2 separate regions of the Homo sapiens genome follow, and region 2 is linked to region 1. Evidence: read pairs that join two places in POLR2A ChIA-PET (ENCODE). Cell type or tissue: Panc1. All regions are shown on one strand. Each heading gives the region's core, and the rest is flanking DNA. Links, peaks and the distances in the headings are about the cores only. Region 1 overlaps LOC101928354 (a long non-coding RNA gene). Region 2 overlaps JARID2 (jumonji and AT-rich interaction domain containing 2).

Region 1 (11,405 bases), core at 2,048-10,047:
GTTGAACTCGCTTAATCTTCCCACTGTTTTCTGATTTCTCCTTTAGTGAGGTCATAGGAATAATTTTCTTCATGTGACTCCTCTTCCCAGCCTCAACATGTAGTCTCTGGGTATCCAGTAGGTGTTTGACTTCTGTAAAGACTTCCAGAGTGAGTTACTCTGGCTGGTTCAATGCACTGCTCTTTCTCTGGGTCTTTCCCTACACTCACTAAGGTCCCCAAAGGCAGGAACCATTCCCTGTTCTTCTGTCTCCTCTCTTGTTGATGGGTTTATGGCCAAAAGCCTGAGCTTATTGTCTACACAAGCAATGTAGAAATGGTTTATGGCTTGACTTGGGTCTTTATCCCTGAAAGTAATTCTCTGATGGTAAATTTGTACTTTTATACTTGTCATGAATCGAAGGGCCTTCAGGGGAATGTAATTTTTATTTAAAACCATCTAGTAGATGTTGGCAAATACAAAAATAGGAGAGTGGGTTGAGCCAGTCTGCTTGGGTGAATGTCTGCTTGGAAATCGCATACTAGGATATGCTGTATTGAGTAATAAAGTAAAGGCTGTCTGGAGTCAGATAGATGTGGAGGTGCAAGAAGAGGGTGTACAAATGTTCTTAGAGATAGATCTGGAGGTACAAGAAGAAGACGTACAAATGTTCTTACTGTGCTTATACCATTGAATGTACTTTGATGATTTGGTGCCAGAAAAGCAGAGAAACACAACTGCAAAGAAGCAAGAAAGGAGAAAGTAGGATCAGAGGACCTGGGGAAGGGGCAGCCAGACCTGAGAGGCAAAGCTTAGAGATCAGACATCATACTTGGGCTAGGAAAGGCAGCATTTGATGAGGCAAGGGAGCAGGGAATGGCATCTCTAAAGTATGACCTGAGATTGAAAGCACGTCAAGAGAAAGCCAAGAGCCGTGTGAAGCAAGTAAGAAATATCAGCCCCAAGATCTGCTCTCCCTTCAGTATGGGTGGCCTTTTCCTGTTCTCTTGTCTGCACTTTCTCAGGCAGTTGTGAATGATGAGGCCACCCAACAGAAATGATAAGCCCTCGAAACCTCCGTTTTGTTATGCTCTTTTTCCAGCTAAGCAATTTCTTCATGATGTGGGGCAGAGGGTTGGAGCAACGGTTCCCAGCAGACCACCATGAGCTTCTCATGAGAGAAGCTGCCCTGAAAAGATACACGATTGAGAGCAGATGATGATAATCATTATCATCATTTTGGCAAACTTAGAGGAGAACGCATATAGGATACTAAAATCTTATGGTGCTGGCGATGCATTTTATGGGAATCTGGCATTGATTCAGAAGACAGTACTTCTACCCTGAGACTGTTGTAATTTCAACAACTTAAAATACATGCCCACTTTAAGACAATATGTCAAGACTATAGTGAGTGAAATAATAATAATAGCTATTGTAATTTGAATGGGAATTTCTTACCGTAGCCTGATTAGCAGAGGGTCTTTAGTCAAGGACATGCATTAACATCATCTATTGTACGAATGATAATCTACTAATGCAATACTATTAATACAAGAGTCGCTTTGTAGATTTGTCATCATTATGTTATATGTCCAATGAGTGTATGTAAAAACAGTTAAGTATTTCTCCAGTGTCCTTCTCCTTAAAGTAGCCCATATTTTAAGCTCATCCAGCTCTGCTTCACTTGCATGAGCATCTTCCCCAGGCTCCTGGAGAAAGTCTGTTGCTTGGTCTGACATCTCCTGCTTCTCTCCTTGGCCAATCTCCTTTTCAACGTAAAGACCTTATCCCTTATTTCAAGCTCCTGATTAGTTGTCTGTTTCTGTTGGTCTCATGGACCTCACTACCTGTTTTGGATGGATTATCCAGCTCTGAAGGGCTGTCAGACTCTCCTCCCAGAGGACATCCATCTAAGAACCCCTGTTCTTCATCTCAGCACACTTTCTCTTAATACTCTTCTTACTGAATCAAAGAGCTGGGAGCTTCCACCTCAGTGTGGAAGAGCCATAGGCGCCAGACTCCAACCCATGAGCGCAGCTACAGGGGGCTGCAGCCTGGAATGCCCTAGGGGCAGAGCCTACCTCTTGCACCAGGTTGCAGGACATGGAGTCAAAAGAGATGGTTTTGGAGCTTTAAGATTTAATGACTGCCCTGTTGGGTTTCAGACTTGTGTGGGGCTTATTGTCCCTTTCTTTTGGCCAATTTTCCCCTTTTGGAATGGGAATGATACCCATTCCCTGCACCATCATTATATCTTGGGAGTAAATGACTTGTTTTTGAACTCACAGGCTCATAGGTAGAAGGAACTTATCTCCAATTGAGACTTCAGACTTGAAACTTTTGAGTTAATGCTGAAACGGGTTAAGACTTTGGGGGACTATTGTGAAGGCATGATTGTCTTTTGAAATGTGAGAAGGACATGGGATTTGGGGGGCCAGGGGTGGAATGATATGGTTTGGATGTTTGTCCTCTCACAATTTCATGTTGAAACGTGATTCACAATGTTGGAGGTTGGATTATGGCAATGTATTCCTCACGAATAGCTTAGCCCCATCCCCTTGGTGATGAGTGAGTTCTTGCTCAGTTAGCTTATATGAGAGCTAGATGCTTAATGAGCCCAATTCTTCCTGCACTCTCTCTTGCTCGTTTTTGCCATGTCATACACCTGCTCCCCCTTCACCTCTCACCATTGATTGTAAGCTTCCTTAGGCCTCACTAGAAACTGAGCAGTTGCTGGCACCATGTTTGTACAGCCTGTAGAACCATGAGCCAACTAATCCTCTTTTCTTTATAAGTTACCTAGGTAGTTACCAGGATTTTTTTTTTTTTTCGAAGTCTCAGTCTTGTCCCCCAGGCTGGAGCGTGATGGCGCGATCTTGGCTCATTGCAACCTCCGCCTCCGGGGCTCAAGCGATTCTCCTGCCTCAGCCTCCTGAGTAGCTGGGATTACAGGCACCTACCACCACACCCGGCTAATTTTTGTATTTTTAGTAGAGACAGGGTTCCACCATGTTGGCCAGGCTGGTCTCGAACTCCTGACCTCAGGTGATCTGCCCGCCTCGGCCTCCCAACGTGCTGGGATTACAGTCGTGAGCCACTGCGCCTGGCCCAGGTATTTCTTTATAGCAATGCAAAAACAGACTAATACAGAGGCCGTTAAGCTGCCTGCCACAGCTATGTAAATAGTGCTCACTACATGATATTATAGTGCATGTTATAGGGAGTCATGATTATATTTCTTTTCTATACAACTTTTTATTTTCTTTGGACCTAATATTTGCCTCTTTTTTTCTATTTGCTTGTGTTTTACATGTATCTATTATTAATTCATCCTTAAACCATCTGATACAGCTGACAATCTTAATTCCTAAACATGCCAACTATTCTTTTAGTTCCATCTCTCTTTTCTTGGCATCATTCCTCAAGAGCTCTCTGTCTTTCTTCTCCAATTTGGGTTTTGCCTTTTTGGGGTGCAGCATAGGTGTTTTCTTGTGGTTTCTCTTCACTACCATCCTGATTTTTTTCTCTCTCTCTTCTGTTTTAGACTCTCTGTTTCCAGGATCCCATGTCTTTGTTGTTGTTGTTGTTGTTGTTTATTCTCCCATTTAACCGACTCACATCAACATCTTTCTACCAGTTCTCCTGTTATCCTGGCCTCCTGTGTGATCTGTAACCCAAACACCTGGGTTTTTCCAGGAATCTTCAAGGAACAAGATCTTGTATTTGTGGCTTTGTCTGGGGCAGGTTTAAATTTCAACACTCCCTGGTCTGCTAACTCAGCCGCAATTCACCTCTCTTCCAGCTCTCAGCTTTTGTTGATATCAATTGTGTACTGTCATCTCTCAAAGTCTCTTTGGCCGTGTAGGCTTGAGCCGCTTTTTATATCTTGCTGATATTTTAGTGAGATTTCAGCAGGGAGAGAAGAATGGGTGTGTGGACACCTCTGTGCTGGGAACTGATTACTTGGCTTCCACACTTGGTTCAGCTCTTCCACTGAAGGCATGGGATTGTTTATTTTTCCCACAGATATTTTTGAAATATTCTAAAATGGAAGCTATTGCACTAACTGCCACTACATTATTTATTTTGTCATGTAGTAGGGTATCTGCTGAGATGGCCAGACCCCATTGCTCTATTTTTTTAATAGTATAATTTCTTTTTTGCTTTGCTTCAAAGACTCTAAATTATTTTAATAGGTTTATATATTTTTCTTTTCCTCTTGAATTAAGACAGAAGTAATTTTTCCAATGACTCTGTTATCTCAGTTTTGTATTAAACCTCTCCAGCTTCACTTAGTGGCTCCAGCAGGACAATCTAAGGTGTGTAATAGGAATGTCTCAGTCTCACTTGCCCACTCATACAAATGAAACCATGGTTATAAAAATACTCTTGCTGGCTGCAGAAAACTAAACTGCATCCAGGATTCTTTTCTCAATTTTTTTCCATGAATCCCTAGGGATATTAACATGTGTCCAGAAATCAGTTGTGGTCATTTATGACTTCACTGCTGGCTAAGCCAGGACCACACAGTAGTCCCATGCTGGAAATTTCTGCAGGGTTCACTCTGTAGTGAGAACATTGCTGGTACTGCTGGAGGTACCATTTTCCATGAAAACAGGCTCCTCCTCTCTCTGACACAGAGGAACTAGGCATCTCTAGCCTCAGCGTCAGTCACCCTTGCAGGTGACAGACAAGCTCCAGTGTTGGGTGCTTGGGAGTGGAGATTCTCAGGCTTTCTATGTTATGACTTGCCTCTTAACCCTGGCATGGCTGAGCTTTGGTCTTCCAGCTCAAACCCTAATAGATCTTCAGGGATGGGGTTCCCATCAAGCAGCAACCTCCACTCACTTGCAGTAGGTCTTTGTTAATCCATCCATGAGATATCTCCATGGTAAGAGGAAGGATATTCTCACCCAGCTTTACTGCCTGGACCCAGTGTAATCTGGCTCTATCAACTCAACATACTCTCACCACAGCATCCATCCTCCTTAAAACTTCCACCCTTTCCTGGGAATTCTCTCTCTCATTCATTAGGCATGCTTCTATATCCTAGAAACCCAAGGGGTATTAGAGTTCAATCCACCTTTTCCTCCATGAGCTCCTCAGTTCTTATGTGGATTTAAGTACAAATAGACTCAGGGGAGAATCCACCTTTCCTAGCCCTCTGTCCCAACTCTTCTGGCCAGCCATGTCTACTGCACAGTGTAACAGAATAGCTGAAGGGAAATTTTGTTTAAGACAGTAATCTCCAAAGTGAGTTTCACAAGTGGTATGGGAAGGAAAAAATATATAATTTCTATTTATTTATTTATTTATTTATTTATTCATTCATTCAGAGACAGAGTCTCATACCGTTGCCTGGGCTGGAGAGCAATGGCGCGATCTCGGCTCACTGCAACCTCCGCCTCCCGGGTTCAAGCGATTCTCCTGCCTCAGCCTCCCGAGTAGCTGGGATTACAGGTGTCTGCCACCACGCCTGGCTAATTTTTTTGTATTTTTAGTAGAGACAGGGTTTCACTATGTTGGCCAGGCTGGTCTCAAATTCCTGACCTCGCGATCGGCCTCCCAAAGTGTTGAGATTACAGGCGTGAGCCACTGCACCCAGCCAATTTCTATTTATTTTTTAATTGCATGCTTTAAAAAAATTTGCATTCATGTTTTACGTGCATGTGTAAACATTACAATCTATGGTCAAACATTTTTTCTGAGTGGAGTACAGTCTTGTAACAGTAGGTAATCCAGCAGTGTCCACAAGATGGACCTGTGGGGCCCCAGACACCCATTGTGTTCGTGTATTTAATAATTTCACTTGAAGGCTCACTGTTATAGTGTTTCTGTGTGGATATCAAGACTGCTTACTCGTTTTTACTTATCATTAGGGTGACGAAGGTTTTTGCTTTCCAGTCTCAGGAAATTCACACAATATTTGCCTACCAAGGCTTTTAGGTTCATAAAGCAACATTAAAATATAAAATAAATCGTATTGAACTTCTGGTATTACTACTGTTATTACCTAAATTTTGTCACCTGTGGTGAGATACATTTTCAATCTTTTTTCCACTTGTGAACCAAATGCTCCCTTTAGGTTTCTTTACAATTGCTATGTGGCTAATTGCTTTCAGCTACAGAAAGCCTAGATATGTATGGGTTTCTCTTTGAATTAGGCCTTCAAAAATTTGAAACAAAAAAAATTGACAAACGAATCTATTTACCACAGCAAACTGAACTGCATATATTCCTATTAAGGTCCATTTATGCATTGCTGGTAGACGTTGCTGACTTCCCAGACTTTGGGACTGGCTTATCCAGATGGACTCACGTGAGGCCACGTTGAAGAAGGGTAGCAAATCACTCAATGGCATAAACACTGAGCTGCAATATTCGTGTGGCAAGAGGGCATGTGTGGAGAGCATGGGCCGGGTCTGACTTGCTAGTTGCATAGTCTCTAAGGCCAGTGACTCAGGTGCCATAGAGCACTGCATCTGGGATTTATGCTGTCTCGAAGTCATGTGTTTCATTCCTTACTCCATATCCACGGCCATCGCCAGCCTCCAAGAGGACCCCTGGTGATCCCCACCTCCTGATTTTCATACCTGTATGGACTCTTCCCACATTGGACAAGGGGTGGTCTGTGTGACCAATAAAATATGGCAAAAATGATTGCATGTCACTTCCAAGATGAGGTTATGAAAGACACTGTAGCTTTTGTCTTGGTCACTTTCCTTCATTCTCTTTCTCTCTTGGATCATTTGATTCTGGGGAACTGAGATACCGTGTCATGAGCAGCCTTGTGGTAGGCCCTGTGCTAAGTGCTGGGTATACAGGGAGTGCACCATAATTGTGCCTGTGAATAGCCACTGCTCTCCAGCCTGGGCAACATAGTGAGACTCTGTCTCTAAAAATTTTTTTTTAAATTAAAAAAAATTTTTAAAAATAGAGAAAAAGGAGATGTTGACAAGATAAATAATGTGGGAAACTTAATAGGCAGAAGTATCTGAAATTCAACTAGAAGAAGGAACAGAACTTGTATTGATATTCTGGGGCCATACATAGCTCCAAGAAGAATTGCTGAGTAGAAAGATACCTGCTAGAGGAGTAAGTTGCTTTATGATCAACTCATGTATTCATTTTTTCATCCAATAATTTCTATTGAGTATCTGTTGTGCATTAATCACTGGGGTAAGTCAGAGGTAGCTCTAACCTTCATAAAGCTTAATTGTACAGAGAGAGAGAGAGATACTAATTGTACAAAGAGAATTAAATCGCTATTAAAAAATTATACTTAAATAAAAAGTTTCCTTTAAATACTGGGTATACAGAGTTAAGATACATTCCCATTTAAAAAAAAGTATTCAGTTTTTCAGAGGAGACAGCAATGTTCTCAAGCAGTGCAGTGCACCATAGTACGTGCAACAGCAGAAGAGTGCATAAATCTTCCCTGGAGCTTCAAGGAAACCATGCTTGTCTCAGCTTTGGTTCATTGAAGAATTGCCTTTTAAACTGGAGAGGAAAAAAAATAGATGCCTTGAGGCAAATGGGGAGGTGGAGAGGGGAAAGGAGTCTTTTCAGGCAGACAACTACAGATGTAAGGGCAGGAAATTGAGTTCTATATGAATTTAATGGGAAAAAAAAAGGAACTTAGAACTTTCTCTCATGGACCCCAATGGAAATATAAAAGATGTGTAAGAGAAAATGTCTGTCCTCTAAAATCTTATGCCTTCCCAAGATTTGAAGCCATAAGAGATCCCTTGAAACTCTGAGAATGCTTGAACCTGATGCTGTCCAATATGGCAGCCACTAGACCTATGTGGCTATTTGCTTCTTGAAATGTGGCTGGTTTGAATCAAATGTGCTGTTAAGTCTAAAATACCAAAATTTGGAGATGTCACAAAAAAGGTAAATTATCTCATTAATAATTTTGCATTGATTACACATTGAAATGATGTTTTTGGTATATTGAGTTACATAGAGCACATTGTTAAAATCTATTTTATCTCTTTCCTTTCAGTCTTCTCAAAGGGACTGCTACTAAGTTTAAAATGCTATCTGTGGTCTGCCTTGTGGCTGGCATTGTGTCCCTTGCGGACAGTGCTGGTTTATAAGCTGCTGTGGCAATGGCCCAAGAGAGCCTCTGGCACCAGCATTGTGGATGGGAAAGAAGGAAGAGGGCCCAGACATATTGAGAGGACCACAACCCATGTGCTTTCCTCGACACTCACTTGGTGCTGAGGGGGTCTAGTGTAGGGCCTGGGGAAAGCTGAGCTGGAGAAGAGGTGGTATTGGGTTCAGATTCAGAGATGGGTGCTGTGTGCAGGCAGCCCTCTGACATGGGTGCTGACACCCATTCCTGGTGACTGGTGCAAGATAATGCATTCACTCCACACCCTCCCACCACATCGGAAGCTTTTTAGTTCAGAATTCTTTGGAACATTTGCTTCCCTTTTGCTTCTAATATTATAGCATGGGTGGAAGAAAAGAGAAGGGGCTGTGCTCTTAGAAAGGGAAGGGATACTTGGCAATAGAGGAGAAGCCTATCTAATGTCTTTAGAGGAATTGAGTCTGGTTCTGGACACATTCCATTTGCTCTGCTGGAAGGTCTGAGAGTCTAACAAGTCTCTATCAGGCTGCATGATTTGGGGTCTTCATTGGGTATATGTTGGGGCAACCCATATCTTATTTTCTTGACTTGTAAAGGCTTGGAACTAGGCTTTATTGGGCTGAAAAAGGAAATAGGAATTTCCTGGGTCTAAAGACTTCATGTATTGACCCGTAATTGGAGGGACTGACCAGATCAATTGCTGGAGGTCATCTGAGTTGTTGACCAGGCTCTGAAATGGGGTGCTGATTCTATTTTAGTCTCTCTTACAAATTGCTGTGCGACCTTGCCAAAGATAGCAGCATCTCTCTGTCTTTATATCCTATTGGTTAATCAATTTCTGGATCTGAATAGCCAGGGTGCTCTGTAGATTTACTTTAAAACATTTTTTAAGTACACCATCAATAAGAACATCGTGCTTTTTTAGGTAGAAAGCACTTTGGAGGAGAATTATTGATTGTGTTCCAGGACCTCTGAGTGGAACTGTAGTATTAATAGAAGAGAACATTGCCCAATTCTGGGAATGTTGAAGCAGGTGGAAATGAACTGGGGGAACAGCATCTTCCGTGCCCCCTTCAGGTTACTCCAGACAGTTAAGGCATATGTAGTCTGAACTATCGCCACACAGCAGACCCAGGCTGGCTAGCCCTCCTAATCAAAGACTTCGTGTAGAGTTTTAGGGAATAACTTTGTTTTAGTTTGTTAGGTTGCCATAACAAAGTACCACAAATTGGGTGGCTTAAACAGCAGAAGTGTATTCTTGCATAGTTCTGGAGGCTGGAAGTCTGAGATCAGGGTGTTAGGAGGGTCGGTTTCTTCTGAGCGTTTTGAGCGTGACTCTATTTCATGTTTCTCTCCCTAGCTTTTGGTGGTTTGCTGGTAATCTTTGGCATTCCTTGGCTTGCAGGCTCATCATCTAGATCTCTGCCTTCATTTTCACATGATGTTCTCTCTGTGTGCATGTCTGTGTCTAAATTTCTCCTTATAAGGACACCAGTTGTATTGGATAAGAGCCCACTCTAAATCATTGTAACTTGATTACTTTTTGTTTCATGGTGGGCAGGTCTATGCAACCCTACTCCCAAAGTCCAAGGAAGCTAAGAGGCTAAAAAAAGAGGCTGACAAATCCAGTTTCTTAGAAAGAACTGGGACTTATGAACAGAAGCCATGTCTGGGTTTCAGGGGATGGCGAGACAAGATGGTGGACCGCTGCACCATTATCCCCCAGACCCAGGGCTTGTAGACCATAAAAAAAGGGGTGGTTCAGAACGGATTTGTGGGACAATTGAAGTATGATAACATCAAGGTTGTCTTACCTAAGGGCAAGATTTACAGTAAGTACCTAAGTTTACGCAGGAAACAATAGATGAACTGGAAATCTTAGAGACCTTCCTGGAACTGTGGTTAATCAGAATCCAACATGGCTGATTAGCATCCAAGATGGAGTCACTTAAACCTCCACACTTCTGTAAAGAACTTGTCTCCAATCATCTTACATTCTAAGGAACTGGGGATTAGGACTTCAATACATAAACAACATAAACTTGGGGGAAAAACAATTTGACCCATAACAAACTCCATTCAAGGAAAGTATTGATATCTTTTGCCTTATGTTATTTTTATATATACCAAGTGGGCCTATTGAGTAACCTCCCCTTGTTGATGGATCCATGTGAACTGGTGTTACTTTTCTATAACTGCTATGTTTGTTTTCTTTTAAACATCTTTTACTCTCTAGGTCCTCATTCCTTGAGCATATCCTACGCTGATTCCATAACTTTTCACTCATTTGGTTGTTATGATTCTGATCCATTCTTCCCTAAAGGGGAAAGAATAACAAAGAAGAGGCTTTGTTTCTAGTGGTATAGCTGGTATGATGGATACTGTACAGGACCCTCCCAAATCAAACAACTAAAATACTATTTCTTTAAAGATATAAACACCTTTTTCTTTTTTTTTTTTCGAGATGGAGTCTCGCTCTGTCGCCCAGGCTGGAGTGCAGTGGTGTGATCTCGGCCCCCACGCCTGGCTAATTTTTTGTATTTTTAGTACAGATGGGGTTTCACCATGTTAGCCAGGATGGTCTCGATCTCCTGACCTTGTGATCCACCTGCCGTGGCCTCCCAAAAGTGCTGGGATTACAGGTATAAGCCACAGCGCCAGGCCATAAACGCCTTTTTAAATACACTACTGAGCTGAAATGAAAGTAAGACACCATCAGAGTTTTTCTTTTCCAATACACTTTTTATTTTGGAATAATTTTAGATCTACAGAAAAGTTGCAAAGATAGCACAGAGTTCCAGTTTCAGTTTCCCCTAAGGTTATTATCTTACATTAAGATGACATATTTTTCAAAACCTCCGTATTGCACCTGTAATCCCAGTTACTCAGGAGGCTGGGGCAGGAGAATCGCTTGAACCCGGGAGGCAGAGGTGGCAGTGAGCTGAGTTGGTGCCATTCCACCCCAGCCTGGGTGACAGAGTAAGACTCCGTCTCAAAAAAACAAAGAACAAAAAACAAAAACAAAACCTCCATATTAACATTAGTACATCACTGTTAGCTCCAGACTTTCTACAGAGTTCACTCGTTTTCCCATTAGTGTCCAGAATCCATTCCAGGGTACTGTCCATGGTGTATTGAGTTGTTCTGTCCCATCAGTCTCCCTTGGCCTGGTCTATGCCAGTTCTTCAGTCTTTCATTGTCTTTCATGATCTGGACAGTTTTGAAGAGTCCTGGTCAGGTATTTTGCTGGATGTCCTTTAATGTGGATTTATCTGATATTTTTCTCAGGATTATAGCATTTTAAACAAAGTAAAAACGAGGACAC
Region 2 (11,405 bases), core at 1,650-9,649, 820 kb before region 1:
GCAAGTAAGTAAGAAAGTTAAGCTTTTTGATGACAGCTTTGCTTCTGTCCTCCTGACAAAATGAATCTGGGTGACTGTAAAGAGAAGTGACTCTCAAACTTGAGCATGCATGCGAATCACCCCCCAAGTGTCCCCCGTTCTAACACATTCCCAGGTGACACTAATGCTGCTTTGGCTGCTCTGGGGACTTGTTTTTTGGGGGGTGGGGGTGCAGAGGGACAAGGTCTTGCTCTGTCACCCATGCTAGAGTGCGGTGACATGCTCACAACAGCCTCAGCCTCCTGGGCTCAAGCAGTCCTCCTAGGCTCAAGCCAGCCTCCCGAATGGCTGGGACTACAAGTGTGCACCACCATGCCCCACTAATTTTTTTCTTTTTTTTTTATACATGGGGTCTTGCTTTGTTGCCAAGCTGGTCTCAAACTCCTGGGTTCAAGTAATCCTCGCCCATTTCGACCTCCCAAAGCACTGGAATTACAGGCGTGAAAACCGCACATGGCCTCATGTACCTTTTATCAATAATTTTGCAGAAAAAAAAAGACACTTGCCTGCAAAATGTCACAAAGTTACAAGAATCAGCCAACGTGACAAATAGAGACAAAAAAGTTAACAGGTTGGAAAAAATGTGCATGTCTAAGAAGCATAAATGTAAAGAGATGTGTAATGTTCTCCCCAACCACCCTCTCACCCTGCAAATCAATTGCTTAAGTATAAATTAGGGGTAATTTTATGAAGAGATTTTACACATGAAAAATACCTAGGAATATTAAACGATTTTATGTAAGCAAAATGCAAAACAGATAAGGCTACTCTGATAAGGCATGACTGAGCAAAAAGAAATCAAAGTACTGACTCCATTGTTCCAGGCCCTTATCTAACTAAATCTTCCAAGAACTCCAAGTTTTCCACCATTCTGAGGATTGCAATGAGTACCTGAACTAGAAGAGAATCACATTCATGTTCCAGATTCATAAAATGGGGCCCATACATAAGGAACTGCCTTTATACAAATTAAAGGGCCATAGGCTCCCCTCTCCCCCGACCTTGAGACAGAGTCTCGCTCTGTCATGAGGCTGGAGCGCAGTGGCACAATCTTGGCTCACTGCAACCTCCGCCTCCCAGGTTCAAGCAGTGCTCCTGCCTCAGCCTCCTGAGTAGCTGGGACTATAGGCGTTCGCTACCACGCTCAGCTAATTTTTGTAATTTTAGTAGAGACGGGGTTTCACCATGTTGGCCAGTACGGTCTTGATCTCTTGACCTTGTGATACACCTGTCTCAGCCTCCCAAAGTGCTAGGATTACAGACGTGAGCCACCGCGCCTGGCCAGGACCATAGATTTTACTGGCCCTTACGAAGGCGCAAGACTGACTTTATTCTGCACGTGATCAACTTTTTCAATGTGAGTACTTCCATTCTGTATATATCAGCCCAGAAAACATTTACATTTATTAATAGTCAGACAGCCTACATGGTTAAATAAACCTGGGCTTTTTCTTTATCTAACCCCCCCGCTGGCGACCAATCTCCACTGTACTGGCTACCACATTTCATTTTGAATGTTTTAAGCCCAATCATACAGCCTGCCCAATCCAGGAGGGCCAGGTCAGCAAGATGGAATATGACGCCACAGGGCAACAGAGCCATTATTATAACATTAGCCAAGCTAATGTACTGCCTTTTCTCTCCCCTAACAAAGCCCTGCCACCAATTGTTAAAATTATTATTTTTAGTCAACGAGAAATAATGAAATGGCATCCCCTCCTTCACACACTCAAACCGTTTTTATTTTTCCAACCCCCTCCCCCACCCCGACCAACACAAACCTTTGTTGGGGAGAGGAGGTTAAACAGAGGAAATTGAATGAATGGCCCAAAGAGTCAGTCTATCCCATTAGCATTTGTTCTCCTCTATTAATATTCAGTAGGTTGAACTTAAATTAAACCATGTCTATTGTCTTTCACAAAAGCAATAAATATGAGCTGAAAATTGTAAATCATTGCAGTAAAGGCAGCTTGGTTACTGTGCCTGCAACCTCAGCTAGTCACCATCAGCTGACGGGAGAAGTGCGTCTGGGATCCAAGACCATTTAGCCACAAGGCAGTGTCCATTTGTGCAGCCGAGAACTCTAAAGAAATTGAACACAACAGAACCCTGCCATCAGCAGCTCTGCACATTCAGGAGCTTTTCACCGCATCTCCCAAATTAGCAAGAAATGAAAAGACCGCACAAAACAATACAACAAAACAGGCTTCTGAGTCTGGAACAGCAGCATCAAAATGGAATAGGAATTCCTGTTGTTCTTGGTAACTGGAGACACTAGTGTATGGCTATCTCCCTCTTGCCTTATATGATGGGCGTTGGGAAAATTGAAACACAAATTAGGCCAAAGATTCCTTTAGCTGAAGGAACTTCTAAAGCAACCAATGAGAACGACAGATTTCAGAACACAAATGTATGGACAGAAGACAACTCTTTTCTAATATCTGGAAAAAAAAAGGGACTAGAGCATGTAGTCTGTATCATTTTATGATGTTTTAGACACAAAGAAGTTTTACCAGTCCTCTCTCATTAGCTACACATACATGACAATAGAAAACTAAAGGAAAAGCCAATGGCTCTATTCCACAAAAGCAGTGCCCCAAAACAAGGGTTAAAAAGAAAGGAAAAACAAGGAGGGCTTTGAGGCTGTTCCAGGGCTTCTAAAACATCTGGAGCACACCAAAGTCATTAGCATATTAGGGTGACTCAATGTATTTAGCTTTGTTGTAGAAAAGATGCACAAAAGGTAATTCTGTATTATAGAGCCAATGCCGTCTGTCACCCTGTCACTGTGAGACAAGGTTATCACATTACATATCAAACAGTCAAGCATCCAAAGACAGCTTTCATTTTCAGCAGCAATTTCTGTGTGTGTGTGTGTGTGTGTGTGTGTGTGTGTGTGTGTGTGTGTGTGTGTGTGCACTTTAAGATGATAGAAAAATTATAAAAGCAGCCCCCATGGCTGAGGTAGGGCCCTCTCTGAGGTCATCAGAATGCATGGTTTGCTGCCATTGATAGTGAAAAATAAATGTTATGTTCACTCAAGTTTTGCAAAGAGAAAAAAAAATGAATTGCTTTTTAAGCAGGGTAGGCATTCCGATGCCAGGGCAGATTTGGCTTTGGGCCTGCTTGGCATGGTCAATATGAACATGGAGTTTGCCCATCACTGTACACATGCAGGTCAGCATGTGAAGCTTCCAATGGAGCACAGAGCTCCAGGGAGAGGGGCGAGCAGGGCACAGGGTCTGCAGAGCACAGCCCAGGCTTGTCCACTGACTTGCTCACCAGATCAACACACTGGTGTGACTGAGAACAAATGCCAAGTCATGAGGCAGGATGTCGGTGGCACACTTGTGGTCAACGAGGCACAAATGAAAGTGGTTTCATACCTCGGCTTATGGAAAATAATTATCCCTTTCCCTTATGAGACCAGCCCCTGAGCCGACTAGGGCTCCCCTTTGTCTACTGTCAAATCAGCTATGGAGATTTCCCATTCCGGTCAAGAAAAGACAATCCAAAAACACCCCCACCCATCACTACTTAAAACAGTCCCAAGATTTGGAGGCAGGAATGGGGAGGATGAATAGGTGGACGCGGGGGACATATTTTTGTTATATTTAACCCCTGCAAAAACAGATGTAAATACTGATTTGTAAATCAACAATCTCACAAGAGCTCTCTCACCACCACCAGAATCCGCCCCCACGACACACCTTCAACAATCTACACCTCTTTTGCATGCACAATTTTTTGAGAAAGCGTTAGATACTAAGACCTGACACAGTGTTCATTATTAACATGGAAAAGTTGGGTCACTGGGTAGATAAGGAAAATGTCTGACTCTATCCTTTTTTTCCTATTTCAGAAACAAGTAAATGACTCTTTGAGAAAGATAGGACCCTGGGCCCCAGAAGGCAATAAACGCCTTGAGCTACAAAGGAACAAACCCAGCAGATATCTCCTATTTCCTCAGAGGAAGAGGTAAGCAGAACACTGCTACTACTAGAATGGGCCCCATTCTGGCTCTCTAGACCCCAAATGAGTAAGAACCACCAAAAGACAAAAGATCTCCCCTTCGTACATCCTAACCAACAATCCCAGGGGGACAGAAAACACTGCTCACTGAAAGGCTCCAACAAAAATAAATAAAAATAGACAACAAGGCTGACAGTTTAACTTTATTCAACACAAAACCTCTCACAAAAACAAAGAGCCGTGATCTTCATGAAAGATTTCCCAAACAGACCAGAAGCTATTTAAACTCTGATGATCACCACTGTGAACATAAATGTACTGCTCATTTTGGCACAACTCCCTGTTACTTCTTTGGGGCAAGGGCTCATCCTCCCCACTCTCTTCCCCTCTTCACTCCTTCTTCATCCTTAATATGACCTTTATAACAATCAGAACAAGTACAGTACCTAGAATAATAATAATGACTGAATTATAAACACCCACGATGCTCTACAATCGGCAGTTCTAGTTTTGTGTCCAATCCCATGACTACTCTATCCCAGGCCGTAACTGCTCTGGGTCCACACTTCATTTCAACACCCTTTTAATTTTACACTGACAACCCAGTCAAACACACACCCACCAGACAACCCAGTTATAAATACGCACCAAAATATAAATCCCTGGAATCCCCTAGGATATGCAACTCGAGCTTCTATCAGCTCATGAAAAGAATTCCACACCACAGAGGGCCCAGAACTGACCACCTCCAAGGTCAAAAGCCGCCTACAGAAGAAAACTGACTCAAGGCGACAGTGGGCTTAGGCTGATGTGTAACCATGAGCGGCAGAACAATGGCATCACTGCAGAGCAAGGGAACTCAGTCACATGAAGGAGACGGAAACACAAGGGCATTTTTTTTTGAGATTTTTTCTAAGACAGATAAATGGGCCCAACATGTGGAAAGTCTTGTGTTCAGATAAACTAACAGGCCCAAATTTGATTTCTCATCTCACAGAATTTGCACTTCTCAAAGGGAGATGTCCATGAACACAGCATGTTCACAGATAGCTAATGATATTCTTCTACCTTCAAGTAATTACAAGTGTGTATGTACTTAGGTCTCTAAAGCTTCCTATCATCTTTACCCCACAAATGTAAGGTACCAAAAGAAACCAGGTATCCAATTTGAGCCAGGCTCTCCAAAGATAAGCAAAGCTGCTGCTTTAACTCGATCGACAAGTGCCATAAAGTTATCGGTTTGTGTACTAATCTGTAATGATAAATGGGCAAAGCTCCACAAACTTTGTGTCCTGACTGACACCATAATTTGTAGATAAATAAACAGCCACACCCTTTGCCCTGAAACCTCTCTGGGCTGCCTTCATTCCCTAGGATAAAAGGAATCTCTTGGAAGTTCTAAGTTCTGTTTTCTTTGTAGCATGACTAGGAGGGACAGTAGTTCCCCTGTTTCCTTATTACCTCACTCACATATCAAGAAATCAACTGCCCTCCTACTTTTCAAATGAATATATTCAGAGAGGATTAAGTAGTCCATTCAAAGTAAAAAAAAAAAAAAAAAAAAAACTGCTGACAACAAATAACTTCAGAAAGGCCTACTGCCTCCCAGAGCAGCATTCTTTCCACTACTGAAATATAATGAATGGAAGCAGTACAGAAAGCAGCACTATAGGAATGTGGCCATGGAATCTGCTAAGATTTGAGGCACCAAACATTGAAGGTTCCTGAAATTCATCTGTGTTTACAGACAGTAATACAGACATGAATTAATGCACGAAATTCGGGAGAAGAATCAAGAGCACTCGAAGTTTAAAGGTCTCAATCCAGAACCACTTCAGGTCTCAGGATCTATTTGCATGCCTCAGTTTCCTCCATCTTTCAAGGAAAGATGATGGAGGAAGAAAAAGAAAGGATTAATGGAAATGAAAGCAAACATGCTGTTTATGAAGGAAACCAGAGCTATGGTGAGGATGAACTAATTAACTTTAATCAAACATTTATTTTTAAATGCTGGGAAATGATCAGATAAATTGGTAATAAAATAAAAGGGACCAGCTATAGCTGGATGGCATTCAGTCTCCAGAGAAATGTCTAAAGTCATACAAGCCTGATTGAAACTGCAGCTTTGGCCAAAATGGTCAACAGAGCTTAATGCTTTAAGAGCGACATTAATTCTCTCTTGTAAATTTCCACAGTGCCTTTGCAGGAGCCACCATTGCCCCTAGGGAGGATATCAAAGCTAAAAGAATATTAATATTAAGCAAATTGCAACACTTTTTACATAGTCTCTCATATATATATATATATATAGCACCTTGCCATCCACAATGGATTTAATCAGGACCCCAGCAGGGAAACCCACAAAGGCCTATTTCTCCAACAAAAGCCATACCAGCCTGAAACAAATCTAGAGCTATTTGGTTTGTCTTTTATTTATAGGAACAGACCTTCTATCCCAGGTTCCTCAAGATAAGCCACCAAAAACTGCACCTGACAGACCCGTGGAGCAGCCATCCTCAGAGCCGGATCATTGCAGAGAGACAGAGAGGAAGAAGGACAGAGGGAGGGAGGGAGGAAGAGCGCAGTGAGGCAGGCTCCGGAGCACTTGTCAACAATCCTCCCCTGTACGTAATAAGCAAGCGGCAGTGCAGATTCCGCGCGGCAATAGGACGGCCAGAACAGCAATGGGGCCGAGGGGGAGGGGAGGCAGCCAGGAGAGAAGGTTATTTATGTGCAAGGGAGGGAATCGAACACCAAAGAGGAGGGGTCTCCGGCTGGCTCCCCCCACCCTGATAAATTAAAATGAGAAAAAGGAAAAGAGTCACTAGCTTTTCATCCTGCCATTTCCCCAACCTGCAATGCAGACAAATCCGAAGTATAGAATTTCTGACATATGGGGGGAGGGGGACATTCACAGTTTAATTGTGCACACTTTTGTGTCCCCAGCCGGTCAGATGCCCCCACCCCATTGCCAAGCACACCCCACCCCCACAGACAGCGGACTCCAGGGCGCAGTTTCAATGGCATCCCTTTTTAATATCATAATCTGTGTCATTCAGCACTTGCCTTTTATTTATTTTTATTTGTTTTTTTGGCTGGGAAACCTGGGCAGCTCTCCAGACAGACTGCAGAAATCTCTTTCCACATGCTCCTCCTCCAGCCCGCCCTCCCCCTTACTCTGATTCCAGCTTCCACGGAGCCTCATTACTTATGAAGTGACCGCATGGGCCACCGCTGCCCCCACCAACAACAGAGGGGCACCCCTCCCCCTGCCCTGCGCAGGCCCCTCCCCGAGGCACATAAATTGATCTAATCTAATCAAACAGAAGCTGTTTTCTCTCATTGTTTCTTGAGGATCTTTCACAGAACTGGCTCTGTGGTCTGGCAGCTGCTGGGAGGGGTGAAAAAGGCAGGAGTCCAACTGAGGGCTGGCCAGCTCCCTGGCCTCAGACAACTGGAGTACACATCTCCTTTCATATGTTATAGCTTTTTGATTTTTAAAGTCAATTTTCTTGAAGCCTTTCTTTGAACTTCAACCAGCAATGATAATGTCCAAAACACATGCTCTCAACACTACCACATGCTTCTCTTCATGCCCTTCCAATGGGAGGAAGATGGTGGCCAAGTCCACATGGCACTGGAAGTTTTCCTCAGATGCATCCAGAGGAAATGGAAACATGCCTTACTAATACTTTCAGTTTCTTCTTTCCTAGTTGTGGAACCATCTAACGAGGACCTTCTGGGTTCTAATACTTCACACACAGTAACTTATTTATACCTCACAAAAACCCTGAAGGTAGATGTCAACTTTGCTCAGGAGTGAAGTCACCCAGGCTAGCGGGTATTCTCTCCACAATGGCCAACTCTTGTTTCCTAAATAATTAAAGCTCATGAACATGCCACAACTTCTTACATCAAAAATATATAAACATAAATATATATATACATGTACATAAACACACACACACACACAGACATCACGAAGGTAGATGATGGTCCTCCTTAGTGTCTAGTTGATATCCACCACTTTAAAATCATAATTATACATAGGGCCTCAGAGATACTCTACTACAATTCCCCCACTTCATAGATGATGAAACTGTGGCTAAAAACAAGTTTGTCTCTTAGCAAAGGTCACAGAGGTAGCTCCTATGTCTCAACAGACAGGAGGCTATCCGAGAACCCAGTGGCACTGGGGAAGAAGGGGTGGGGTAACCTCAATATACAATTCCCTACAGAACATAGAAGGCTGGAGAAGAGGTGCTCTCCAATGGCTGCCAGGGTGAGCCCCCAGAGCAGACCCTTATTTAGTGCTCTACAGTGCAGCACGTTCCTGTTAACAGTGAACAAGTGTTTGGAATGCACCCCACTACAGCGTAAGTCATACAGAGTCAATTAAAGGACATTCGGGGGATGACTATTTGGCCTTTTTCCTCTTCCTTCTACTGGGACATGTCTTTTGGCTGCTTCAATGATCAACAGCACCCAAAGCAGAGAATTGGAAAGGAGACCTGAGGCAGATATTCTGATTATGCTAATTCTCAGCAAGGTTGGTAAGAAAAGTAGAAACGCCGAGACATAAACAGTTGGCCAGAAATGAAGTTTCAGAATCACGTATGATTAGTGGTTTTCCTGAACACCCCCAGTTCTGTCACTCAAACACTCAGAGTGCACACAGGCATCAGCACTAATAAAACACTATCTGCCCCTTTCCTATCTCCACTGCTTCCTCCTATTCTAGTCAATTAAAGAGAAACGGGTATTTAAATTTTAAGAAATAAGAAAAGCCTGACCATCGTCATTACTTCCTGATCATGCAGGCAATATTTCCTAAAACACAGTACATGCGAGTCAGTCCTGTGTCTGTCAGGCCAGGAAGGAGACTTAACAAAACTCTCCGTTGTAAATAGCCATAAGTTTTAGACTGTTTACATGAAATGTTGGTCCCCTACTAAAGAAGAAACATGCAAACTACCCTATTAGACTCACAGCATCCTCTGGAAGACCAAGAATAACACTAAGAAATGGATTCAATTTAGGAATAACAACACAACTTACAATATTTAAAGACAAGAAAGAGCAGAGGGCGGAAAGACTGGGGAAGAACTTTTCTTTGCTCCATCCATGTTCATTAATAGGCTGAAGGCACCACCATCTAAGTTTCAACAGTGAAATATCAGAGCAAGTCATAAATCTTAAACCAAAGTCCTCTGAATAATCAATCCACTTTAATTTTTAAGGATATAAAGAATATCTGTGAACCCGCTGCCAAACCAAACTACTCAAACATAACCTAAAGCCTTGCCTATGTGCTAACTTTTTAATATTATAACATAAACATATATAAATAGCATTTTGTTTCACTGCATTTGATTATAAACTTTACAAAACAGGTTCCAATGGGAATTGGGTTTTTTCCAACTCAACATCAAGTTACTAAGATCCATCCGTGGCCTTGCTTATTATATCGCTTGCCTATCCATTTTCATTATTACACAATGGAGTATTTATAATACTACACAACTGATGAATGGTAGGTATTCCACCATGATTCTCATGTCCAAGGGCATCTAAGGCGCTTCTAGTTTATTGCTATCATGAACCATGTTGCAATTCCTCTCTGCAAGTCTCCTGGAAATCATGCACTAGAGTTTCTCTTAGATAATATTTGGGACTGGAAGTGGTAGATATCCTTGGATATGCAAATGTTCAAATTTACAAGTTGAATGGCAAATCAGTTTCCAAAGCAGGTGTCAACTTTTGATTTTGCACCAGTAATGTTACCACTGGAATCTCAAAATGTTTAAAGACCTTCTATAACATGTCACAAGAGAGACCAAGGAACTCTACTAACTCTAATTCAGGAGAAGTCAGAATTTTCAGATGGGATCTCATATTCACAGTAATTCTATGCAGACACCCAGGTTCATGGCTGCCATCCACCTAATTATCACCTCAACCCCAAGACCAACCCCAGTTGGTGCCTTGGTATTTCAGTACCACGCTATTAATAATTTCCCCAAAACTACTAATCGCAAAGGAGGGGTAGGGTGGTGTGGATTGTCGTATGATAGAAGAGAGTACAAGGTTATGGTGCCAGAGAATTTCACATAATACAGAATTGTAATGATCATACAGCATCAGCCATGTATTTGTAATGATATTTCTGTGTTATATGGATGAAATTACGTAGTATTGACCATATCACATAGGGTGTGATAAAAATTAATGCAGAAAGGGGATCTACTGTGCTAATATTTGACTTTCAAAAACATCATTAAAGTGTGGGCACTCTGTGACAGCAGTATAGTAATAATAAATGTTACCTGTTGGAATTTTATTTAAATAAAAGTTAATACACTGGCACTATACCAACCAGAATTAGGTACACACACAGTCTGGCTTGAATGCTTTCCAAGAAGGCTTGGTAATTCCTGAAACACCAACAGTGCTGAACTTTGTAATGCATGTGGCTGGCCCGATAGCTAACATGTCAACAAGGCCACACTGTACAATTATAAAATAATACCAATAATTACAAGAACATAGTAGGGTGACCCGGACTGGGTGATGGTATGCAAACTCGTGAAACTAACTGGGTTGTTAAGGCTACAATTAAAGTAGTTGTTCCAATTCAGAAGCTATCAAAAAAGACAACACTGTAGCCCTCCTTATCCGGATTTTAGATTTCCAAGGTTTCAGTCAGCCATGGTCAACCAAGGTCTGAGAATATTAAATTTAAAAATCCCCAAAATAAACAATTCATAACTTTTAAATTGCACACCATTTTGTGTAGCATGCTGAAACCTTGAACTATCCTGCCCAGGACGTGAATGCTCTGCACTGTACAGTATTTATGTATAAGCAAAAAACACAGTATATACAGGGTTTGGTAATAGCGACAGTTTCAGGCATACACGGAGGGTATTGAAATGTATCACCCATGGATATGGGCGGACTACTGTATTCTACATGAATTTTTTAAATTAAAAAATACTGACTTATTTGATAAACACCTTGCACTAAAAACCTTAGTGGATCATAGTACACATAGCTATGATTAAGAATGATTAAGAAAAATCATAAGACTTCTGCCTCAGTTTCCTCACCTGTTAAACGGAAATAAGGACAACACTGGTGTTGGAGGCATTAATTACACAAGTAAAAGGGTTTGTGCTACACTGTAAACATACAGGGCTACCTACATGTATTCATGGTAATAAAACACTCAAATTTTGGTTCAATATATATTGTTGGCTTTTTGGCTGGAAAAAGAAACACATAATAAAATGTACTTAACATATTTGAAGGTGATCCGGTTAATGAATTTTAAAAGGTGAACACAGAAATAATGCCAAGTCAAACAACATGATCAACCTTTTTCAGAATATTTT

What was found. ChIA-PET counts read pairs that join two places held together with the same protein. Peaks named below come from ENCODE experiments on the same cell type or tissue, not always from the same donor. Only the 100,000 strongest peaks of a DNase experiment are listed, where the experiment ranks them.
Region 2: POLR2A ChIA-PET joins it to region 1 with 17 read pairs; 2 of 35 experiments call an interaction of 5 or more read pairs at or near these places.

Annotation. Positions count from the first base shown.
Region 1 is chr6:14,578,993-14,590,397 of GRCh38, reverse strand. LOC101928354 (a long non-coding RNA gene) reads left to right here. Exons shown (of 4, transcript XR_241980.4): 4 at 1-4,094. Among named protein-coding and RNA genes, the nearest start is that of LINC01108, 300 kb to the right of the region's middle. In Panc1, for the core only: a CTCF peak has its summit at 5,747 (motif pointing right); no DNase peak of the experiment used is centred there.
Region 2 is chr6:15,396,071-15,407,475 of GRCh38, reverse strand. The region is part of intron 2 of JARID2 (jumonji and AT-rich interaction domain containing 2); the gene reads right to left. Among named protein-coding and RNA genes, the nearest start is that of DTNBP1-AS1, 140 kb to the left of the region's middle. RefSeq lists enhancers at 2,424-3,114, 3,184-3,478, 4,338-4,838. In Panc1, for the core only: no CTCF peak of the experiment used is centred there; a DNase peak (open chromatin) is centred at 6,598; H3K4me3 peaks cover 1,023 bases; H3K27ac peaks cover 593 bases.